Linked DNA regions of Homo sapiens: all the other regions are linked to region 1. Evidence: read pairs that join two places in POLR2A ChIA-PET (ENCODE). Cell type or tissue: HepG2. All regions are shown on one strand. Links, peaks and the distances in the headings refer to the core of each region. The heading gives the core; the rest is flanking DNA.

Region 1 (8,079 bases), core at 1,894-6,893:
TGCCTTGGACCTTTCTGAACTAGGCTCACTCAATTTGACCTTCAGGATGATGTAGGGCCCCCTGGAATTCAGCATCTTCCCTCCCAGCCTCTTCGGGTGCCCATCCTGCCCAGCCCTCCTCGCTGGCCCCAGCAAGAGACAGATTTGAAAAGTCAGAACTGAAGAGAAGGACATTTAGGACATGCCCCAGAGAGTCCTGGCCTTCCTTCTCCTCCGGGAAGTAGACGACCTACTCACCCATCTTCAAAATCCTCATCATCTCATCCTTGAGGCTATTTTCCACAATGAACGTTGGAGATCACGTTTGTCATGAGTTGATGGTTTCTAGGGTGATTTTTCCCTTGAGAAAATCTTGACTTCCTTACACAGGAGCTGGCTGTGTGTGGTGCAAAGGGAAGAGAGAGATGCATTGCTAAAGAGTAGAACAGATATCTTTGACGCAGAAAATGAATCCCTGGCCTGTGCAGGAAAATGAGAAAAGACAGGGAAATGGAAACCTTCCTCCCAAATATCCCAGGACCCCCGAGTATCTGCTAGCAGCCAAGCAGCCATGCGGCCTGTGTCTCCACTGAGCTCTAGGAGAGACCCTCAGGGCTGCTCTAGGGGAGAGATTCCAGCCAAGCTGCCAATAGTAGCATTAGTGTCAGCCCTCCCAGCTTTCTCCTCTTTTGTGCAGGTAAAGGAATCACCCGTCATCTCTACTACCCTTCACTGAACCCTTTTCTTCCTTATCATGCCACCCTAGGGGCTTAAAATCTCTGCCATAAGAGTCAGAACCCCCTTCTGCGTGTCTCAGAGCCCCTCCCCATTGCCTGTTCCAGCCTGCTGTCCTTTGGCTCAAACCTTTGTGCCCACTGACCTCTGCTGTGCTCATCAGCTTCCAGCACCTGCCTTACACTTGCTCTGTCTCTATTGCTTTTTTGTACCCATTTAGCTGATTGACTGGCCTCTGCCCTTCCTCCAGGACAGGATGGCTTAGCTTTGCGAAGCCTCTGCGGGGAAGGAGCCCACATGAGCCAGATGCACACCTGCCTGGGCAGTGCGTCCTGCCTCTGATGGGCCAGGCCTTCACTCTGCCAGGGCCCTGATCTTAGCTGTGACCAGCCACCCCACAACCTACACCATTGTAGACACATAGTGGCCAGCGTGGACTGCAGCAGCTGCTTAGCAGTTGTCTGGGCCCATTAGACTCCTCCCTCTATCTGAGGCTCTCCAGACTTGGGTCCAGGGCCTGACAGTCTAACCACAGTCATCTGTTCTGCATGTAGCAGAACAACCACCTTCTAGAAATGTAAAAATATCTTTACCTTCCATTTATTGGACTATTTTCTTGTCTCCAACTACAACAAGGAAAGGAGCCAAAGAGGACCACTCGAGTGACATCCCTGGTGTATACACTGGAAAAGCGATAATAAGCAGAGCGTGGACCACTCCGGATCTCACTGTCGATGGCCCTCTCCCAGCCCTGCACTCCCACAGAAGTTGGGTAAACCTCTGTCAAACACCCATCAGACGTTAATGTCACATTAATTTTGCACATGATGGTCTCTCCTTCTAGAATTTAAGTTTTTTAAGGGTAGGGAATGTATCTTCACCCATTCTTGTATTCCTTCAGGCATTCATGTTATCAGTCAACAGCATTTACTGAGCACCTGCTTTATGCCCAGGCCCTGCCCTAGACCCCGGGATGCAAAGATAAATAAGATATAGCCCAGGCTCATGCCTGTCATCCCAGCACTTTGGGAGGCTGAGGCGGGTGGATCGAAAGGTCAAGAGATCGAGACCATCCTGGACAATATGGTGAAACCCGTCTCTACTAACAATACAAAAATTAGCTGGGCGTGGTGGTGCGCACCTGTAGTCCCAGCTACTCGGGCGGCTGAGGCAGGAGAATCACTTGAAGCCAGGAGGCGGAGGTTGCAGTGAACCAAGATCGCGCCACCACACTCCAGCGTGGCGACAGATAAATAATATACTGTCCCTGTCCTTGAGGCTCCCAGTCCAGTGATTGGTAAATAGATGTTTATGACTCAGCATGACAAATTCAATAATAGAAAAATGCAGAGGACAATGTGAGTTAAAAGGAAGAAGCATTTTCCCCATTTCAAGAGGTCAAAAAACACATCACAGAGAAGGAGGTTTCTAAACTGGGCTTTGAAGGATGACTAGGAGTTCTTTGGGCCAGAAAGACATTGCAGAAGTGAACACGTACCAACATCATTGATAAAACCTCAGCAATTGTTGTGGTTCCTGGCACATAGAAAATTCTCAGGAAAAGTTGCTGAGTTGTACTAAGTGAGAATATCGTGACTGACGGAAACCCAGTCCAAGGACTGGGGAAAGAGGGCCCCATCCTAGCTCCTCTGCCTCAAACCTGGAGACACATTGAAGTCATTTGGAAAGTGTGAGAAAACACTGATGTTCCAGTGTCACTCCCCACCGCCCCCACCCCAGAGATCCTCATATAATTGGCCGGAGAGGCTGCCTGGTCTTTGAGACTCTTAAAAGCTCCCCAGGTGATTCCAATAGGCTGCCTTGTTTGAGAACCACTGATGTAGACCAGTGCTTCTCAAACTTAATGTGCAAATAGATGCAGGCAATCTTGTTAAAATGCAGATTCTGACACAGCAAGATGGGCCTGAGAATCTTCATTTCTAACTAGCCCCTGGTAACACCGCTGCTGCTGGTCCTGGGACCACCATTTGAGTAGCGAGGCTCTCTGAGGCTTAATGCCCAAAGGCAATTCAGCTGGCCTCAGCAATGTGCCTGCATGCAGCGGTGATATTCCAAATCCGAAGGGAAGGGTACATGTGGGGGCACCAAGTGCCCAGAATGGATGTAGCGGCCACAGGTCTGAAGGCTCTGCTGCCCCTGGTGTGAGTTAACTTAGTTGTGGGTGGGGAAGATGTTAGGGGGAGGGCTGGGCAGTCAAGGCCACAGGGGGTGCCTGGGAGAGGTGGGGACAGCAGCCTGTTTACCCACCTCCCTGTTGTAAGAGCTGACATCGAATACCGGTGTCTACCAGCTGGCTGTCCCCCCACCCACGGCCTGCACCCAAGGCCGAGGAACAGCCAAGAAGGCCTGGCGAGCAGCATCCTACGGAGAGGACAGCGAGGAGGCCGCCTTGGCAGGAGCTGCCTGCTGGATAAACATTGTTCTGTTTTTTTCTTTTTTCTCTTCAAACAAGCCCTTCTCAGCACTGGCCACATCATCCTAAACAAGGCCTCTCAGTGCTGTTGACACAAAGGCAGAGACGGTGTCATTCCAGCCCAGAGATAAAACTCGGATCCTCCCACAATGGTGGGCACTTCGTCTCGGGAAGAACACCAGTGAATCAGGAAATTCAGCAAGCTGGGTCTAAGCCCTGCCCTCAGGCTAGGCTCAGGTTTTTTGTTGGTTTGGGTGGATTTCTTCCTCCCCAAAGCTCTGCTTGTTTCATGTGCCTGGTCAGCAGATATGTCAGCCCCAGACAATGGCCTCTTTCTGCAGACAATGGTCAGCATGAGGAATGTCGCAGGAGGGCAGGGCTTGGGGAGGGACAATCCCGCTTTCAGAAGTCAGTGGCCGAGTGGGTGCTGCAGGGAGGGTCCTGCTGTCACCAGGGCAGCCTCCTCAAAGGCACCATTTATAGGACCTGCAGCCCCAGAAAAGTGGAAGCTTTGGGCAGCAGCAGAATCAGAGAGCAGCTCCCTCGCCCGCTGCTCCCGGCAGACTCGCCCTGCCTGCTTTATCGGCCTCCCGAGGCTCCTGCAACCACAATTCCTACCATGCAGACTTTGTTTAATGAAAAAACAAATAGTTACCCCCAAATTAGACCGAGGCCTGCTGTTCCCTCAGCCGCGCCTCCTGCAGTACCCAGCCTGTGCCTCATTGGCCGGCTCTCCAGAAAAGAAAGGGCTCATTCATCCCCAAAGGTGGAAACTCGCCTTCTCCCAGGGAAATTGTGTAACCGTTTTGTAGTGGAACCGACTACAGGCCTCAAGGTCTTTTGCAAAAAGAAAAACAGATAAGGGGGCGGTGGCGGGAGCCAATGCTGGCTGTCTTAGATTTGCTCATTGCAGAATGATTTTCTGACAGAGATCATAGGCCCACAAGTCACATCAGCTGGTCCCTGGATTTCAAGGATCCTCACTGTGATTGGAAAATTAAGTGATAGCCATGCATGCATGCATTTATTCATTCATTCCTCCAGCACAATGTATGGCACATAATAGATGCTTAGTAAACATGTGTTGAATGAATGAAATGTTTTGTAATATCTGATTCTATCTCTCCATGCTCAGAAAACCTTCAACAGCTCCCTATTGCCTATATTATCAATTTAATCTTTCTTAGCATAGCTTACCACTTGTAACTGGACCCTCAAATACCTCTCCAACCCTACAACCTCCACATGCTCCCAATCCCACCCCTCCAACACGCACATATGCTGCCTACTGTTTCTTGAACCAAACCATTGTTGTGTGAGCCTCTAGGCCTTAGTCCCAGCTGTCTCTTAACCTCAAGGCCCTTTCCAAGCTTCTTGTAGGGATCTGGTGAGTTCCTCTCCCATGAGACTCAAGCCAGTGTTTACTCCTCCTCTTAAAAGCCATCGCTAAATATAAAAAATTAGCCGGGCGTGGTGGGGAGCGCCTGTAGTCTCAGCTACTCAGGAGGCTGAGGCAGGAGAATGGCGTGAACCCGGGAGGCGGAGCTTGCAGTGAGCTGAGATCGAGCCACTGCACTCCAGCCTGGGGGACAGAGCGAGACTCCATCTCAAAAAAAAAAAAAAAAGCCATCGCCAAAGTGTCAGGCTCCATAGCCTCACTCTTGTTCATGGCCCTATCATGACACTTGCCACTCTTCCTTCTATCTTCCTGTTGCAACCATGCTGTGCACTTCTTGAGAGTGAGAACTGAGTCTGACTTACCTCCATATGCCCAGTGGGGGCCCAGGGTCCAGTCCATCATAGATCCTCAGTAACTACAGAGACCAACTAGTCCTGGTTTGCCCAGGACATTCCTTGTCTTAGCACTGAAAGTCCCACATCCCGGGACACCCCTTAGTCCTAGACAAACTGGAACTGTTTGTCCTCACATCAGTAAATGAGTAGTGAATGAATAATGCCTAGGTCTCTATTCATTAGTTCATTCACTTAACACACATGTAGTAAAAATCTGTGAGCCAGGTCCCATGCTCATACAGTTAGAGGGTGTTTCTAAACAGCTTCATGGCCCAGCATTGCAAAAGGACAGCTCTTTGGGGTTGAGTTAGCCTCAAGTCCATGGGGCACCTTTCCTAGATTCCTGTTTATCTCCTCCGCTATCTCTTCCAGTATCCACACCACGTTGTTTACAATGCATCTGTTGACATCTGCCTTATCTCCCTGGATTTGCTCTGGGCCTCCCTGGGTCTACTGCCCTCAGAAAGGACGAGCCCTCTAGCCTGACAGAGGAATTCCTAGCTAAGGTTTTATAAGTCAAAAGACCCACACTGGAGCTTGGGTCCCAGGGCAGCCCCCAGCCCTGGGCCCTCAGAACGAGAGCGATTGCAGCCAGGACGCATGTGTCTGCCCAGCCGTCCTCAGACCCTGGGGCTGCTTGGACCCATCTGTTTCCCAGTTCTAGGTCAAATCAAGCTGAGAAAGGATCAGGCTTCATTTGACCTGAGATGGCTGGAGCATCTGGCTGCTCCCTCTACCTCCCCCACCCTGGCGAGATGAGCCTAAGTCCCCCATCCCCCTCGGTGGGCTCTCGGAGACGCCATCTTTTCCCTGGTGATTTCAGGGCTTCTGGGAAGTGTGACCCAATAGAGGCCACAAAGACAGACACATGTGGCTTGAATCCCAGCTCAACTACTTAGCTGAGTGGCTCTAGGTAAATTCCTTAACCTCTCCACGCTGTCTCATTTAAGCAGGGATATTGATAATGCTCACTTTGCAACATTGTTATAAAGACTATAGAAGATTTACCAGGTGTCCAGCTCCCTGTCCAGCGCACAGTAGGCGCTCCAACAAGCAAACAGAATCAACAACCATTTGCAGTTAGTTCATTCAGCACCTTAGAACCAGGCCTGTACCTTTTGGCATCTCGCTCTGCTAGAGAAGGGCTAGTATCACTCACCAAGTCCTTCCTTATTTAAGATGTGCTCCCCTCTAAGAGGAAGGCCCAAGCTGCAGAAGCTGCTTCTAACCAAGATGATGAATAAAAGTTGTTCCTTCAAATTGGAAAGTTCCTAAGAATCTTTGGTTAACGAAGGACAAGAAAAACAAATATTAACAGATGGATTTCTTTTTAATCCGTGCGCTAAAACCGCACAATAGAAATGTTGAAAGTCTCCAACTGTTGATTTGAAAGCCCGGCATGAAGGTAAATACGAGGCACCTTGATATGTGACCATTTGGAGGTCACACTTCGAAGAAGCTATAGTCAAAAAGCCCTCTCCTTCCGCATGTTGAAATGATTTTCTTTCATCAAAAAAGCAACGGCCTGGCTCTCCAGGAAGCAGAGCCTGTGAGTTGTGTGCATAATGGACAGTCACCCTTTTAAAATACACATGAATTTAACCAACCTGCGTCATCCACGTTGCCTCCACTGCCTTTGCCTGTCATCTGGACAATTCTTAGCTCACCTTCCAGTTTCCACCTTTCCATATAATCTTAATGTCCCTATTTATTTCTTGCTTGTTTCTATGAACACTTTTTTTATTACATCAAAATTAATAGATTTGCACCACAAGAAGTCAGCACTACTGAACGGCAAAACTATGATATTTTTGGAAAGCCCCTCCAAGTTTTGCCTTGTTTCTCAGCAGTAGCCCTGAATTAATTACTTTAGGGAAATCTTTTGATCACAACTTTGCATGTATGTGTCTGGACTCACATACATTTAAGAATGTGCTGGCATGAGCGCACCCAGGCACATAAAAAGGATGAATATCCTAATGGTCAAGTCATTGTACAGCAGATGTGACACAGGCAACTCTGCACATCAATAGCAGGTTGCTTTCTATTGTATTCTATCTTTTTAAAAGTCAGGTTGGAGAAACACTGGAAATTAATTGGGATAGCCATAAAGACAACATTTGAAACATTACTGCACATGCCATACCCATTTTTCCCAATTAGTCTTTTGAAATATATGCTTTTATTCCTAATTTCTGAGTAATTGTCCACTTTGGAACTCCTACAAAGTGGGTAGGTATTTAAGAACCATGATGACCTATAACCTTTGACCCAAGGTGATCTTTACTGGGGGGACCCGTGAAAGATTGATTTGAGCAGAGCTGAGTTAGACAAACAAGCCATTCACATAACTTCAAATCTGGAGGCAAATCAGGTAAAAATGTGAGCAACCTTTGTGGCCTGGAATTTCCTGTCCCCATAGTTAGAAATTAGGACAATACTCCTAGCTTCGGCAAGTATTGATGAAGAAGTTTCTATATCTTCTTCAAATAGCCCCATAGAATGATCCAATAGGGCATCTAGGTCCCGTCAATGGCTGAGCTGCTTTCCTGCCAAATACCTTTGAAAAGGAACCCAAAGGGGTGCCTTTCACATAATTTAGAGCAACAGCTCTTAATATTTCCATCACAAGCACTCCTTTAAAAAAAAAATCTTTTCTCCAAAGAGCCCAGTTTTGGGGAGACTCTATTAAACAAACTACACTAACTTGTTTTCCAAATTTTCTGTCATCAAAACACAGGAAATTGCATGAAAGCTTCTGATGGAGTTGAGGTCACTGGAGCTGCCACATGGTGAGGACATGATTACAACCAGAGAAAAACTGGTCAGTGCTTTGTGCCCCGGTGAGGCTGAGTAAAGGCTTTTTTTTTTTTTTTTTTAGATGAAGTCTCTCTCTGTTTCCCAGGCTGGAGTGCAGTGGCACAATCTTGGCTGACTGCAACTTCTGCCTCTTAAGTTCAAGCAATTCTCCTGCCTCAGCCTTCTGAGTAGCTGGGACTACAGGTGCACACCACCACATCCAGCTAATTTTTTGTATTTTAGTAGAGACAGGGTTTCAACATGTTGCCCAGGCTGGTCTCAAACTCCTGAGCTCAGGCAATCTGCCTGTCTCAGCCTCCCAAAGTGCTAGGATTATA
Region 2 (8,079 bases), core at 1,795-6,794, 130 kb before region 1:
CTAGAGGTCAGGTTCCATCTCTGCAGAGTGACATCTCAAATTTGCCAACACAGAGACGGCCTCTTTGCCTCGTGGAGGAAATGTTTTCCCCTGTTTCTGTCCACGGGTGCCACTGCCTTCCTATCACCAACCTCCTCGACATGTGGCCTCTCATGAATTCTAAAAGCCTCTTTAAAGTGTGCATTCATTTGTCTGTCATTTATTCACTGGGTCTTTGCTGAACTGGGCTTTTAGAGCAATTAAGCACAGTCTCTTCCCTCTAGGGGTGTTCTTTTGGGGAACAATGGTGGTTTTGCTGTGGCTGAAGCAAGTCTCTGGCACGGCCTGAGGGAAGGAGGCATCCAGATGAGGCAGAGCTGTCCCTGGAGTTAGGCTGTGGAGGGCCGGGAAAGTCAGGCCCAGGGGATAAGGCCAGAGCTGATGGGCAGTGAGAGGCTGTCAGAGGCTGAGTCAAGGGGAAGGGTCTCTCTAGCCATGAAAGTGGTTTCTGTATGTGACCAGGACTGAGTGACAGTGTGAAGAAAATGTGGCTGGGTGGGGTGAGAGAGAGAGATCCTAATATTGCATAATACTGCATATTTTTCTCTGGGTCACATAGTTATCCAGCAATATAAATAATCCACTATACCCAACAAACAACAAAACACCTCATCCAACATGCTTTATAAAGCTGCCTCTAGAAACTCCATAAATGTATGAGGCAGAACTCTGCAGATAGATGAAAACCACGCCCTGCCAGAAGATGAGTGAGCTGAACATTCATTGAACAACCCTCTCATGATGTCCTAGAGAGGTGAGACAAGTGTAAAAGAACATCCAGCTTCACAGACTCATGACCAGATAGAGGAAATCAATATGCTCCCTCTGCTATCATAGAATCACAGAATGCTGTAGACTGAAGGGCAGAAACCATAGACATTTAGCCCCTACGGTTCTGAAGGCTGCGGGGATGGTGGCGGGGGCAGGGAGGGAGGGAGATATCTTGCACCTCTTTCTCTTTTTATAAGGCCATTAGTCCCATCATGACCTAATCTAACCCTAATTTCTTCCAAAGGCCCCACCTCCAAATACTATTACACAGAGGTTTAGGGCTTCAACATGAATTCTGAGGGGGCACATTCAGTCCATAGCATGAGGCCCACCAGAAACAGCTGGGACCTGCCCAAAGCCACAGGAAGCTGTTGGCTACTCGACCATCTCCCAGTTCCCAACGTGGTGGAGTTTGACATGTACTTCAACACAAGGTTTCTCAATCTCAGCGCGATTGACTTTTGGGCCAGATCCTTCCATGCCGTGCGGGCTGCCCTGTGCATTTTAGGAGGTACAGCAGCATCCCTGGCCTCCATCCATGAGACACTAGTAGCACCACCCTCACCACCAAGTCACGATGATCAAAAATGTCCCCTGACATTGATAAATGTTTCCAGGGGGCAAAATTACCCTCAGTTGAGAACTACTGGACTAACTTCTGGATTAAATTCAAGGAAAACTCAATTGAACTGCTTGATAGCAGTTCAAGACTCAAGCCAAATGTGGTCTTTTTTTCTGTACAGCTTCCCCCAACTCTCTTTCCCAGGTCAGAGTAGTTGACCTTATATCTTACGACCTCCTCTGACCTTATGTCCATCATAGATAGGATTGATCCTGTCACATCCTTACAATTCTTTAGTGTTTTATGTGCCACAATAAACTGTAGGCTCTTTGAGGACAGGATTGTGATTTTTTTTTTTTTTTTGAGATGGAGTCTGGCTCTGTCACCTAGGCTGGTGTACAGTGGTGCAATCTCTGCTCACTGCAACCTCTGCCTCCCAGGTTCAAGCGATTCTTCTGACTCAGCCTCCCAAGTAGCTGGGATTACAGGTGTGTGCCACCACGCCTGGCTAATTTTTGTACTTTTGGTAGAGATGAGATTTCACCCTGTTGGCCAGGCTGGTCTTGAACTCCTGACCTCAAGTGATCCACCCGCCTCGGCTTCCCAAAGTGCTGGGATTACAGGCATGAACCACCACACCTAGCTGTGAATTATTTCTTTCTTTATTTTATTTTATTTTTTTTTTGGTATCATAATATTTATTCTTATATGTATCGAAACTCATACTGAACAATGTGCTCTGGGTTGCAAAACAGGGTTTATTTCTCGAACTTATCTGTAAGTCTGGTTGTGGATTATTTCTCTTTGGAATCCTCAGTGCATGGAACAGCACCTGGAACACGAGGAAGGTGTGAGCGGGTGGATTCATTCCACACCCTCAAGACCCTCCTAGCCTGGACACAGTATGTTTTCATTTCATGCCGCCTGACCCCATAGTCTCCCAAAGGCCCGACCCACCAGCCATCCCTGAAGGCCTACCATTCACCAAATATGCCTTGGCCTTGCCCAGTCTACATCTTGCTAGTACCTTCCTTTTCTTGAAATTTCCTTCATACTCACTTCACCCTGTCCAATTCCTAAAATCCTCACATTCTCCAAGGCCCATCTCCAGTGCCTCTTCTCCTAGGAAGAATTTTCCAAACCTTCTAATTAAAAATAATCAACCATCCATGCCTCCCCCATTACCCCAGCCCCTGCTCTCAAAGTGCTTTTTAATTCTGTTATAACCATTTCCGGATACATTCTGTGTCCCTTACTAGACAGCGAACTCCCCAAAGGCAAGAACTGTCATGATCTATTTCCATATCTTCCACGGAGCCTAGCAGAGGCCTGGCACACAACAAACATCACTCAAATCTAATTCAGGTCTCCGAGAGAGGCCAGGCCAGCGGGCGATGGTAAACGTGTGCCTGACTGATTCCTCCTTCAGTGCCTTCAAGAGAAAGATAGTCATTACTGGAAAACATGGTTCATAATACTGTTTGCAAAAGGAAACTGCCCTACAAAATCATTATTCTTGATGAAAAAATGGGTCTGTTTTTTTTCTTGAGAATAGATATCAATCCTAAGTGAAGGATTTAGCCAGAAGGTGAGAGGGAGTCCTCTGAGGCCTGTTAGACCAACACTGGGGCCACACAAGACTACATATGTCCAAGGAGACACAATCTTCAGTTCTTAAGAATTTAAAGTCAAGTGTTGCAGTCTCTTCTGACAGCAAGCTCATTCCGGCCTTCTGGAAAACAAATGCTGGCAATCACATCCATCGTTAATAATTCATAATTAGAAATATTATTAATTGGGGCTGTTATTTCAGTAGCTCTTCTAAAGGAGAAATGCCTAAGTGTCTGGATTTTGAGGTAATTATTGGTACTGACTATTACACTAGACTTTAGAAATGATAAAGCATTCACTACCTAGCAACTTCCCTGACTCCCTCTTACAGCCATATGAGACAGGCAGACAGAATGGGGAGGCCCTCAACAAGTGCCCAGTGTCACTCAATGGCTGGCTGAGACTCTGCCACCATCCCTGTGTGGGTGAGCTGCTCCCAGCCCTCCCTACGAGGGAGGGGGAAAGAGGAGGCCTATTCACACCACAGCCTTGATGGCAGCTGCTGGAAAGGTGGGCTGAGTACTCGGTGAGAATAAGCCCAGGAGGGACAAAGCCTGCCCTTCTTTCTTTAGACAAATGAGCTCCAGAAAGTCCTGAGGCTACAGGAGGAAAGTCACTGGAACCAAGAGATCAGCAGCAAGTTTTATGGGGCTTGGAGGCCACTCATCTCCAGCAGGGTGACTGGCTGGGCCCGGAAGGAAGCAGCCGTTCCAGTAGCAGCCGTGGCCAGTCTGCAGGGCCTCAGGAGTCTACTGCTCATGAGTGGGGAAGTGGTGGGGGCGACAGGGAGATAACGGGGACCCCAGAGCCAGATGCGGCCTGGACACAGCTGCAGGTTGGCCTTGGACAGCTGAGCAGGTTATGCACTGAACAAGGGGCCCTGGCAGCATGGGAAGGGGTAACCCGAGCCTTGGTTTCTCACTGGCAAAAAAATGTGTAATGTGAACCAGTGGAGGCCCTGGCATGGGTGGGGTAGCTGATGCACCCACACAGTGAGGTGTCCCGGGTTCCTGCCCTCCCACACGCACAAACAAACCTCTCCCTTAGTGACTCAGGTGCCAAAAATGATAATTTGGCCCTCTTTTTGGAGTAAGGCATGAAGCCCCTTATTAAAATGCAAAAGCCATTGTCAGTCATTACCACCTTATGGATTAACCAGCGAAGAACAGAGAAGGGTGGCTGGGCACCGGCAGGGCTGTGAGGAGAAAGGAGTAGTGGGAAAGCCAGCTCCAGAAAGAGGATAGAGGTGAACGGGCATCGCTCATTTGTGCCACTCCTACAACCCAGAAGGTACATAACATACATCCGCTCTTCATTCTCACAGCAACCCTCAGGGAAGGCTCTGTTACACCGTTTGATGGAAGTTCAGAAAGACCAAGGTCGCCCAGCGAATACAGGGCAGAATCCACTTCCTACTCAGATTGTTCAGATCCAAGCTCCATGACCTCTGCACTGTGCTGTTTCCCGGCAGGGCCTCTGCGTCAGAGGCGATGGGGTTGAAAGGCACAAGGCTGATAACCATGTTTATTAGGGTATTCCTGGGGCAGCCCATAGGTGACAAGGACTCTGGCTGGGGATAGCCTGATGCTGTAGACACCATTCAGATCCCTGTTTCCCCAGGTGACAGAACAGAATTTAAGCCACACACCCAAGATCTCCCCAGCACGCAGGTGGTGGAATGGGGATTTGAACCCATGGTGTGAATCAACAATTATCTCAACATTGAAAAGTTTAATTAAAAAATAAACAAAGGCTGGGTGCAGTGGCTCACACCTGTAATCCCAGCACTTTGGGAAGCTGAGGCGGGCAGGTCATGAGGTCAGGAGATCAAGACCATCCTGGCTAACACGGTGAAACCCCATTTCTACTAAAAATACAAAAAATTAGCCTGGCATGGTGGCACACACCTGTAGTCCCAGTTATTTGGGAGGCTGAGGCAGGAGAATCGTTTGAACCCAGGAGGCGGAGGTTGCAGTGAGCGAAGATCGCACCACTGCACTCCAGCCTAGGCGACAGAGTGAGACTCCACCTCAAAAAAAATAAAATAAAATAAACAAAGTACAACTGCACCCTTTAAAATCAAGGCCTCACTCTGACCAGCCCCCTTGCTAAATCCATACCCCGGAATGACAGAAGGGACCCAATGCACAGTAATCTGTGCAGCTCAGATTCCATCCTTCCTTCACTCCACAAATACTTTTTGAGCATTTCCTGTGTGCCAAGGTATTTTCTAGTGAAACAAAATCCTACAAATGGCAGATCAGAAGGCTGGGTGGGAGGGACCGTTTATGAATTAAGGACAATCAGCCCTGGGTGTAACTGGCAGTCTCCACCACCTACCAGGGGAAGGGCAGAGGGCAGCTGGGAAGAAGAGGGGCTATGCAGTCAAGCAGGCCTGCGGAGAGCATGTCAGTGTGGTTCCTTACTTCCCGTGTGTTCTCTTGTGCGTGTTCCTTCATTTCTTCAAGTCTCAGTTCCCTCATCTGCAAAACACGGACCACAGTTCTGGCACACAAGGTGTTATGGGGATCCCATCAGATGCCCGCCTGTGTGTACATGGGCGAGTGGGAGTAGGCACAAATGTAAGATGTCATCACTGTTAGGATCCCACAGGAGAACTCCAACTGGGGCCCAGGGCAGTCTCTGGCACCCCCCAACACATCCTCTTCAGAAGGATGCCAGGTCAATGCTTCTGAAAGAAACACCTGACCCTTCAGTGGCTGCCCTTCCAGACTCTTTGCACAATGCCTAAGGCCCTTCAACTGCTCACTATTCCCAGATGCACCATACTTTCTTTGCACATCTCAGCCTTGGCTGTTTCTCCAACAGTCTCTTCTTCAGAAAGCCTTTTCTCATCCTGAATCTTGGTTGGGGCCACCCCATTCTGTGCCTCCATACTTCCTGAGTGTATCGTGTTATGCTGTCATTGTAGGTTTCATCTCTTGTCCCCTGGACTCTATATGGGCTCCATGAGGAAAGCAGCCATATGCTGTCCATTATTTGTACCCTCGGGGCCAAAAGTTGTGCTAGGCAGTGGGAGATGCAGGTAAGTCCAGTGAAGAGGGCACTTTCATTCTCTGTTCTGTACAACTTTTAAAGCAACATTGACTTTGGTAGTTGGTTTATTTTTTTTTTTAGAGTTGGGATCTTGCTCTGTCACCCAGACTGGAGTGCAGTGGCGTAATCATGGCTCCCTGAAGCCTCTAATTCCTGGGCTCAAGTGATTCTTTCACCTCAGCCTCCAGAGTAGCTGGGATTCCAGGCCCCCACCATTCCCATGGCCAGCCTGTAGTTCTTATGTCAACGTCATAAAATTGGGGGAACATTTTCAATGTTCCAATAGCATCTGTAAAATCCACGATGAGGTCCTTTCTATTCCCTGTATTTCAGCTTCCTGATTTGTAATCACGGTGGCTTCATCTCAAAGCCTCCTCTAGCCAGACATTCTGGGATTCTGGGATCTCATGAGAGGCCAAAACTTTGGCCTTCAAAGAAGTCAAAGTGTTTTGAAGGCCAGGGTGGTTGATTGCGCGCTCTCTGCCTAGAGGAGAACTGAGCAGCCCCACCCCCTACCACATGCCTTGCAGAGCCCCTTCGTGAGTAATATCCACCCCACCCACACCCACATCAGGCTTGGTCACATGACCTGCTTTGCCAGTGGAACATGAGCAGAAGTGATGCTATCACATCTAACAGAGGTTGCGAGATTCACTGCCTGGTTTGGCCATTTCTTTGTTTTCCCCTCTGCCACAAAATCAAGATCAGGGGCTATACTTTCAGCCTCAGAATGAGAAAGTACTGGATCAGAGCCTCAGCTGACTTGATGACCTAAAAAACAATAATAAAAAAATTGTTTTCATTTTGTATTTATTTATTTATTTTACAGACAGGGTCTCACACTGTTACCCAGGCTACATTGCAGTGGCAAGGTCAGAGCTCACTGCAACCTCAAACTCCTGGGCTTAAGTGATCCTCTTGCCTTAACCTCCCAAAGAATAGCTGGGACTACAGGCATGTAGCATCATGCCCAGCTAGTGTTTTCTCTTATTGTTTGTAGAGGCAGGGGTCTCCTTATGTTCCCTAGGCTGGTCTTGAACTCCTGGCTTCAAGAGATCTCCCTCCTCAGCCTCTCAAAGCTCTCAGATTTCAGGCATGAGCCCCTGCACCCTGCATTTTTTTTTATAGTCCACTGACATTTTGATGGTATTTGTTACTAACGATAGTCTAACAAAAGCTGACTGATACAGCTTTAATTTGCATTGCTTAAAGAAAATACCACTGGTACTAAAATGAAATGTAATCATAGTTTGAACCTTTAGGTTCACGTCAAGGTTGGGATATAATAATGACTAAGCAAATCCTCCAATCATTCCAAGGCTTTGTGTCATGTGATGCTCAGCACTGTGGATACAGATATGAAAAGTCTCCCTGCCCTCTCTCATGTGTCTCTCAGTGTGAGTTATGGCTAATCATTTGATCAATTTATTCCATAATTTTTTTTTTGAGATGGAGTTTCGTTTTTGTTGCCCAGGCTGGAATGCAGTGGCACAATCTCAGCTCACTGCAATCTCCACCTCCTGGGTTCAAGTGATTCTTCTGTGTCAGCCTCCCAAGTAGCTGGGATTACAGGCACCCACCACCACGGCAGGCTAATTTTTGTATTTTTAGTAGAGACGGGGTTTCACCATATTGGTCAGGCTGATCTCAAACTCCTGACCTCAGGTGATCCACCTGCCTCAGCCTCCCAAAGTTATGGGATTACAGGCGTGAGCCACCGTGAGTGGCCTATTCCATAAATATTTATTGAGCATATACTACAGGCTTAACATTGTTTTAGGTGCTAGGGCTGCAGCAGTGAACAAGGCGAAGTGTCTGCCCCATTGGAACTTATGAGTTGGGGATGCTTACACTCAAGGAGGCATATTTAGGAGGTCACGATCACTAAGTACTGTCTAAGGTCTAAGCCAAAAATTATTTTCCCCCCACTTCCCTGAAGGAAATAAGGAAACATCTCAAAAGTTGATAACATTGTTCCAGATTGAGATTGCAGCTGCATACCAGCTAGAGGGAGGTTCTCTGCTTCCCTTCGCAATCCA
Region 3 (8,079 bases), core at 1,795-6,794, 360 kb before region 1:
AAAGATGGATGCCAGGGAGGTCAGTGAGATCCTGGGACACTTTTCAGGGCCCTGTGGATCCCTTTAAGGATTTTGAACTTTGTCTTTAAACACTTTGTCTTAAAACAAAGCCACTGGACGTTGTGGGTAAGCGAGTGGGAGGTGTTGGGATGACCTCCATGTTTCTAGTTTGGGAACTAGCAGAGTCGTGTACTATGTCTTGAAATGAACGGTTCAGAGGAAGCATCACATTTTGGAGGGCAGATGGTGAGTTTGGGATACCCAGGGGTGTACTGGTTTCCTACTACTGATGTAAAAAATTACCACAAACTAAGTGGCTTAAAACCACTCATATTGATTATTGTACAGTTTTGAAGATCAGAAGTGTGACATAGTCTTAGGCTAAAACCAAGGGGCTGGCAGAGTTGAATTCCTTCTGGAATTGAGTTGTATTCCACAGGGGCATTTGTCCCTTTTCTTCTCTATCTTCTAGGGTCTGCCCACATTCCTTGGCTCATGACCCTTCACCACTCCGACCTCTGCTTCTGTCATCACATCTCCTCTGACTCTGACCCTTTTGCCTCCCTCTTCTGTGGTTCCTTGTGATGCCCTTGGGCTCACCTGGATAATCCAGGACCATCGCCTTGTCTCAAGATCCTTAACTTAATCACATTGGCAAGGTGTCTTTTGCTATGTAAAGATAACTTATTCACAGGTTTTGAGGACTAAGACATGGACATCTTTGAGGGGAAGCGTTGGTCAGTCTATCAGGTAGAGTTAGGAGTTAATTTGATATGTAATCTGGAGCTCAGAAAAGAATGTACATTAGAGATATAATTTGGAAGTTACTGGTTTCAGTGAAATAATTGAGTCATGTTGGTAGGCAAGATAACCCAGTACAATAGCTCCAAGTAAGATAAGTGAGGTGCAAACTAAGCATTGAGGTCCTCCTTCAAGTCCATAAAGTCATGCAGAGGAAGAAAAGCAAGCAACAGGGAAGTTGATATCTCTTGGGGTTCCTTCCTCAAAGTTCTCAGGGACTTGTGTTATATCCATACCTCCAACTTCCCAGGGCCAAGTTCCTGACTGGTCATACTACAGATTCCCACAGGCTGCCTGCCAAAAGAGAGCTCCAGCAGGGACCAGAGCCCATGCAGGGATCTCACTGCACTCTGCTTTGTAGTCAATCACTTGCCTTTGCTTGTCTTTCTCCCAACCCACCAGCAGGGTTGGAGATGTCCTTCTTAGACCCCCAGGCACATCCATAGAACAATGAGTCTAAAGGTCTCCTGTTCTGACTGTCTGGGTCTCCAGCCCCGAGCAAATGCTGAGAGTCATTAGCCCAGATTTTCCAATCTGCTATGCTGCTGGCTTTTGAATCTTAGTCCTTACATGAATGTTGAAGTTTTTAGAAAAGAAAGCATGAAACAGGCATGAAACACCTGGGATCACTTTCCCAGCCCTAGAAATACCAGGACTTGAGGTGAGTGCCTCTTAGAGTTTCTAATTAATAAAATAATATTTCTTGCTGTGGGGGTGTAATACAGGAAAACCTCTTGCCCAAGAGGTGACCCAGGCAGGAAATGTAAATAATTTCGAGAGTTGTAGATATAGTCCTAGCTGACAGTCTGGCTGGAAGTCAGTGAGGCAAGGTGTGGAACATAGGGATAGTCTTAGTCTTGAAGGGGAGGTGTGGTCTGCAAGCCATGTGCTATCAATCTGCAATGAGATAAGTACATATATTGAGAGTAAGCATTCAGAAGAGTTTTCCAGAAATTGATATGGTCATGACGTCAAAGTGCATAATCATTTTTCTAGTAATTCATTTTGATTACATTTTATAAAAGTATCCATTTACAACAGAATTTTTAAGAACCTGATCCTTCCTTAGAGATCATTTGACAAACACAGGTATAGAGGATTTCCACAGCCCATCCCTCCAAATTTGACCCTTGTGCAGAGGGAGCACAGAGGTGATTTGTCCAGTGGGAGTGGGGAGCGGGGCATTTAGTAGAGATTGTGCTGATGTTACAACTCAAACCCTAAGAATTCATTTGGCTGGGGTCTAGCTTCAGCTTCATGGCACACTGATGCATGGTAGTAAATGGTGACCCTTATTACATGCCTGTTTTAGCAGGGGGAAAAGTAAATGCACCCTTCTGTACAGTATTTCAGAAGGAAGGACCAATCATTGTTATTACTGACTGGCCGGTCCAGAATTTGGAACTTGCTTTCCTCAGGTTTTTGCTCATGCTGTTCCTCCCACCCAGCAAGCTCTTCCTAAACCATCTCCTATCACCATGATGATTTCTGCATTCATTTCAGAGTTAGGCTCTGCATTTATTCCTGAGGCGTCTCTCCTGCCTGTCCCCTCCACTCAGCCAAGTTCTTCATGGCTACTTGCATGTCTCCTGGATCACACAGCTAACTGTGCAATTCGTTGTTTAATTTTATAGTTTCACTAAACTGTGAGTTTCCTTGGTACAAAGCTCTAATCTTTCTTCACTGTTAGGTCCTCATAGCCCAGCACCCTGCTAGGCACACACACACTAGGTATTTAATACATATTTGTGAGCAAAGGAATGGATGGATAAATAAGAAATGAATGAGTTAATGAATTGATATTTTAATAGCCTCTTCCCCATAGTTGGAAGTTCTGCTTAGCAGTCTATTCTCTCACTTTTCTATCTCTTCCATACATTTCAGTGCTGGCTTTGCCAACACTGAAAGAAAACAGTCGACAGGCTAAAGTTCCAACTCCTTGCCAGCAGATCCTTATGCCACGCTGTCATGGGAAATCTCGACCCCTTGCCACCCCCTTCTGCACCCCTGGCCCTGTGTGTTCACCTCTAGGGAGATTCAAAGAGGGTGAGCGGCAGCGGTCATAATCACTTGCTATCATAATGTAAATTTGCAAACCTATGTAATGTACCAATCTAATTTCCTTTGAAAAACATATACCCAGATAGTCTTTAAGTTGTGAACAATGTTTTGTTTCATTTTGCAGATATTTAAGAAATGTGAAGCAGGAATTGTTAATAACAGGAGGAAAAGAGTGGCCTCTTGTGTAAAGCCCGGAGTGCTGAGCTTGTGTGTGCATGCATTTACCGCCATTAATGATAATAGGAGTTAGGTGCATAATGGGTGTTCCTGTAAATCTATCCAGAGGATAATATACCCCTTAATTTAAAATAGCTGATAAAGTGTGAATAAAGGCCTCTCATCTTTACAACTTCTCATTTCTATTAAGAAAGGAATCACATAACATTTTAGGGCTCTCAACTAATTAACTGTGCATATGGATTTGGAGGGCACGTGCTTTGTGCACAATAGACTATTCCCCCATCTACATTCATAGGCGGCGGAAGCTCTGGGGCTGAGAACCCTGGATGTGATTGAACTTCATAGCACCGGCTTTGATTGGAAGGGGTTGTCTGCTTACCGCTTGTCAAAGGAGAGGAATCGCTAAATCAGCGGTAGGGACGGAAGGAATGGGAACTGAGGCAAACAAGAGAGCTAAAGAAAAGAGATTACATCCTTTGGAAGATTCTAAGTGTCTGCTACATTGCCTTGAAAATCTAACACATGCTGGGAGACCCTGAAACCTGTTCATAGTGGCAATTCTACTGTAAAACCTACTTCTTAGAGATCAACCATATGAAAATCTGGCTGTTTGGAACGTAGAATGTGCAAAAAAGAACAAAAAAATTTGATTCAACATAAACACATAAAAAGGTCTATGTGCTTTCCACTTGCTATATTGTATTTTATTTGTGATCCACCCAGCTCTTGATGTGTGCCAGGCCCTTCTGGCTAATGTCGACATTAGTTGATGTTTGGTCTTTAGCTGTGACATATATAATTAACAAACAAGATAAATATACACTTTGCCATTCTGATATAAGTGGTGTAATTAGATATTTCTCCTTACATTCCTTCCTTAGAGAGATATTCACAATCAGCAAAAGGATGATTAAAACAACAAACCGATACATTTCCAGAATTCAACAAAAGAAACAATTTCTGTAAAAGCCACTAATTCAAAACCAAAGAAATTGTTTGATATGAACACTTAGTAAGCACTCAATGAAGATGTGTTCAATTAAATGGAATTGAATTGAAAATTCAAAGGAATCATTCATATTCAATTCAAAACAGTGCTTTTCAAATGTCAGGAAGTTGGAAGCTACTCCTTTATTCACAATTTCCATGTAGTTTAGAAAAAAAAAAGTATTTGTCTTCTATTATTTCTTATTCTTCCCTATGTAATTAGAGGAAGGCTATAAAGTCTTATTAAGACAATCTCTAGACTTTTTAAATTACATGAACAATATAAAGCAAATAGGCCCTTTTAGGGAGAGGGATTTTTTTAAAGATTTGCATTTCCAGCAGAGCCATGAGTAACAGAGCCAGTGTCAAGGAGAGTGGATGCCACCAGCGTTCAATGAAGAAATTGTATGATCTGCCATTTAGCAATTTCACTTCTGTGTCTTTTTTCTCTTCCCTAAACCTACACCCCCAACTCAGTTTCTTTTTTTTTCCTCTGTTGCTGATCCAGATGCTCCAAAGAAATCAATATTTGTTGATTTTAGGACACAGGCAGTAAATCTGGAGTATTTTCAGCTTGAAGGTGTTTCTCTCTAACCCTGCTGAATAACATGGTGACTTTGCTACTCAGAGTTTAGGTGAGGCAACATGTGACTCCAAGGCATGTCTGTAAAAATGTCCATGGAGCAAGAAGGAGACTCATAACGTTGCTTTTTCAAAGTGCAATAAAACACCCAAATCTACCAAGAGCTAGTGGGCCCTTGCACATGACAATTAAACATTAACAGCCCCAGGGCCCTGGGAGCAGGGCCCAGCAACCCTTTGAAGCCCTGTTTGCCAATTAAACACCGTCTGACATTCGAGTCAAGGTGGCAGGGATCCAAAGCAGAGATAGGAACGTCAACCACTTCAGGGGCATTCATTAGCTCCCCAGACATTCCTGGCGTGGCCTGTTTCTTTACTATTGCCAAATCCACACCCTGCTCTGGAACTCAGGGGCTCTGAGAAAGTTTACTCAGATAAGCTTATTATGGAAATAGCACTTTGTCACCGTTTACTACTCACTCCTTGTTCAATTATCTTTTATCTGTTTAGAGTATTTGCCAGCTCTCCCAAGGTTCCCTGGGATGAGGCCACTGGATTGAAAGTCCTCACTGGGGCTGTAGAAGGGGTAGGGGGAGGTACCACTCTGTGCTTGCCTTTCTGGTCCAAGAATGCTGAGCTCTCTCCAGCATTTTGGAAACTGCTAAGAGGGTACTAGTAAAAGATCTTGTATTTTCTGATCATGGGAAAAACTGCCCAACCTTGAGACAGAGACCTAGGTATCCTGAGGCCCCACAGTCAGCAGAAAGAAGGATGGTGTGTCATTTTGATTATAATAGTGAGCATTTAATGCATATTACTAGGGCAGAATGATGAGCAGGGAATTTCACCTACTCCCTACCACCATTCATATTAGACGCTCTCTCTCCGAATTTATGCATAGCTTTGGAACCAATATAATTGAGGTTTTTGTTGGTGAGCCTCAGTCAAATCCCAGTCGCCACCATCACCACGGTTCCTATTGAGTCATCTGGTCTATTATCGTTGTGGAGTACCATTTTTGTATTTTAATGCCTTCAGATTGAATGACTTCTCTATGGTGAACTCATCCCAGATGTCAGGATGCATGTTGCATTTTTGCTGCTGTGATGGTTTTAAAATATGCCCATAAGTTCTTTGATACTCCTCCCATCAAAAGGTAGAGATTAATTACCTTTCCTCTGAGTATGAGCTGAAATTACTGACTCACTTCTAACCAACAGAATGTAGTGGCATCCAAATTTAGGTAATACAGGTCATTGAAGCTTCTGTCCTGCTCTTTCTCTCTTATTGCTGGCTCTAGTGGAAGCCACTACCAAGCCATAAGGAAATGCAAGAAGCCCTGTGGAGAGGTCCCTGTGGAGAGGTTCACATGGGGAAGAACTGAGGCCTTCTGCCAAAGTCCATGCAACCGAGCTTAGATGCAGATCCTGCAGCCCCACACAAGCCTTAGATGGTTTGTCCCAGTTGACAGCTTCAGTGCAATCTCAGCAGAGTCAGGACCACTCAGCTGATCTGCTCCCAAATTTGGGATAATTTGTTACGCAGCAATAGATAACTAATATACCTGCCTCAACTAATTGCCAAGGAACTGCAAAAGGATCCCAGGCAAGAGTCACCAGACCTTGTTGTTTACAGGCTGTGTGACCTTGGAAGATTTACTCACCTGCTCTGGACTTCAGATTTCTCTGTTGATACTTGCTGTTCTAGTTGATGTGAGAGTCAGTGAAGTGTTTTTGAGAAATTAAGAGTTCTCTGATATCATAATTGTATTGTTGTCCAGAATATCTTCTTCTGCAGTGATTCCCCCTCTTGCTTTCATGCTTCAGCTAAATTAACCATTTCTCCTCAAAAGAGGCAGCTTCACTTTTGCCCTGTGTAGAATGTCCTCTCCCTATTCTAATTATCTAAAAAATGAAATATCTCTGTGCATAATGTGCTCAGCTGTTCACCTGCAGCACAATGTCTTTCTGTTCATTCTTCCTTCTAACAGAACCCAGATCACTTTCAGAAAGTCACCTGCTCCCAAGCTACTCCTTATCCCCAGTTCTAAGAGGAAACTTTGATCGATTCAAGCCAATCAGAGTTATCTCCCTCCCTTTGTCAGTGACTGGTTTAGTATCTGTCATGTAATGCAATTCTGGCCAATGCTCTGGGGGAATTCTGGGAATGTTTTTCTTGCTTCAGAGAATGAGAAAAAGACGTTTTTGTTCTTCCCCTGGGCCTTCATCCTGTCTGGATTTGGCTCCTGGGACTTCCGTGTCATTGTACTGCAACCCAAAACTCAGAGGGTGCAGCTGAGAGTCATTGCAGAGAAGTGGAGCTGGAGTCCTGGCCCCACGGCACCATAAGCCCGCCCCTGTAAGAAACTCTTAGTACTTGGGACTGCTTTCCTGCCAGAGCCAGTTTGAGTAAGGATGACCTACTGTGGTTAAATCAGGCTTCAGAGCCAGGGCAAATCTCATCTCCTGCAAGATGCCTGCATGGGCCCACCCACCCTTGAAGGCTTTTCTCAGCTTAGAGGTCCTGTGCCTCTGCCTGGGTGGGCAGCTCCAGTGGTCATCACTGGATGCACACAGCTTTGTTCCAGTATTCAATATCAATGCATCACACCCTCACTTACCACTGCACCCACCACACTGAGAGCCTCATGGAGAAAGGGCAGATTATTAGTGTCTGAATTCCCCATACCAGCACCAATCCTGCACATGAATATGTTCAGTAAGCCCAAAAGGTTCTGTTGAACCTTCCTCTAACCCAGTGGGTACCTACTGACCTAACAGTTCCATAACTTAGGAAGGCACACAAATGATTCCTCACATAATATGCATCATTTGTTCTGTGATATTGGTTTCTCTGTCTATTCGGAGAAGCAGCTGGGATTTTTTTTAATTGCCATATATTAATTACTTCATTATAAATGGATGAATCCAGGCAACAAAGCCACTTACTTTCTGTTCAAAGCCTCTATTGGTTATTTATTCTTAACTATGTGAGTTGAAAATTATAATCTACCTACAACATGTGAGAATTGAGTAAGATAATGCATGCCAAAACCCATAGCATAGTGCATGGGAAGCAATCAGAGATCTATGAATTGCAGGGGTTCTACAAAGTGAATGATGCCTAAATAGTAAATACTAGTGCAAATCTAGATAAATCAATGGAAAGAGAGAGCCTGTTCACAGGGATTAGTACTAAGCAATGAACTATCCAGATCTTCACTAAGAAGGGTAATTAATTGTGGGGAGTGACTGAGACTTTATTGGAAGACATGAAAGGCTGACATGTATCATTGCCCTATTCTTTGTAACTTCAATTGAAGGTTTTACTCTCTTATGATCAGGTACTGCAATAAAATGACTACAATTTGGAAATCAAACTTTCTCTTCCATGTAGTTGCTGAATGAAATTTGTCATTATTTTTCCATAGTTGAATATACTATCTGGTTTGTGCTCTTCATTCTCCCA

What was found. Peaks named below come from ENCODE experiments on the same cell type or tissue, not always from the same donor. Only the 100,000 strongest peaks of a DNase experiment are listed, where the experiment ranks them.
Region 2: POLR2A ChIA-PET joins it to region 1 with 6 read pairs; 1 of 35 experiments calls an interaction of 5 or more read pairs at or near these places.
Region 3: POLR2A ChIA-PET joins it to region 1 with 7 read pairs; 1 of 35 experiments calls an interaction of 5 or more read pairs at or near these places.

The regions. Positions count from the first base shown.
Region 1 is chr2:16,065,601-16,073,679 of GRCh38, reverse strand. GACAT3 (gastric cancer associated transcript 3) reads right to left here. Exons shown (of 4, transcript NR_126559.1): 2 at 238-376. Among named protein-coding and RNA genes, the nearest start is that of GACAT3, 19 kb to the right of the region's middle. In HepG2, for the core only: no CTCF peak of the experiment used is centred there; DNase peaks (open chromatin) are centred at 3,239, 3,549, 3,929 and 5,319; H3K4me3 peaks cover 1,779 bases.
Region 2 is chr2:16,193,282-16,201,360 of GRCh38, reverse strand. It overlaps the pseudogene LOC124900535. Among named protein-coding and RNA genes, the nearest start is that of GACAT3, 150 kb to the right of the region's middle. RefSeq lists an enhancer at 3,408-4,607. In HepG2, for the core only: no CTCF peak of the experiment used is centred there; a DNase peak (open chromatin) is centred at 4,390.
Region 3 is chr2:16,422,726-16,430,804 of GRCh38, reverse strand. The region is part of intron 2 of LOC107985855 (a long non-coding RNA gene); the gene reads right to left. Among named protein-coding and RNA genes, the nearest start is that of CYRIA, 240 kb to the left of the region's middle. In HepG2, for the core only: no CTCF peak of the experiment used is centred there; a DNase peak (open chromatin) is centred at 4,914.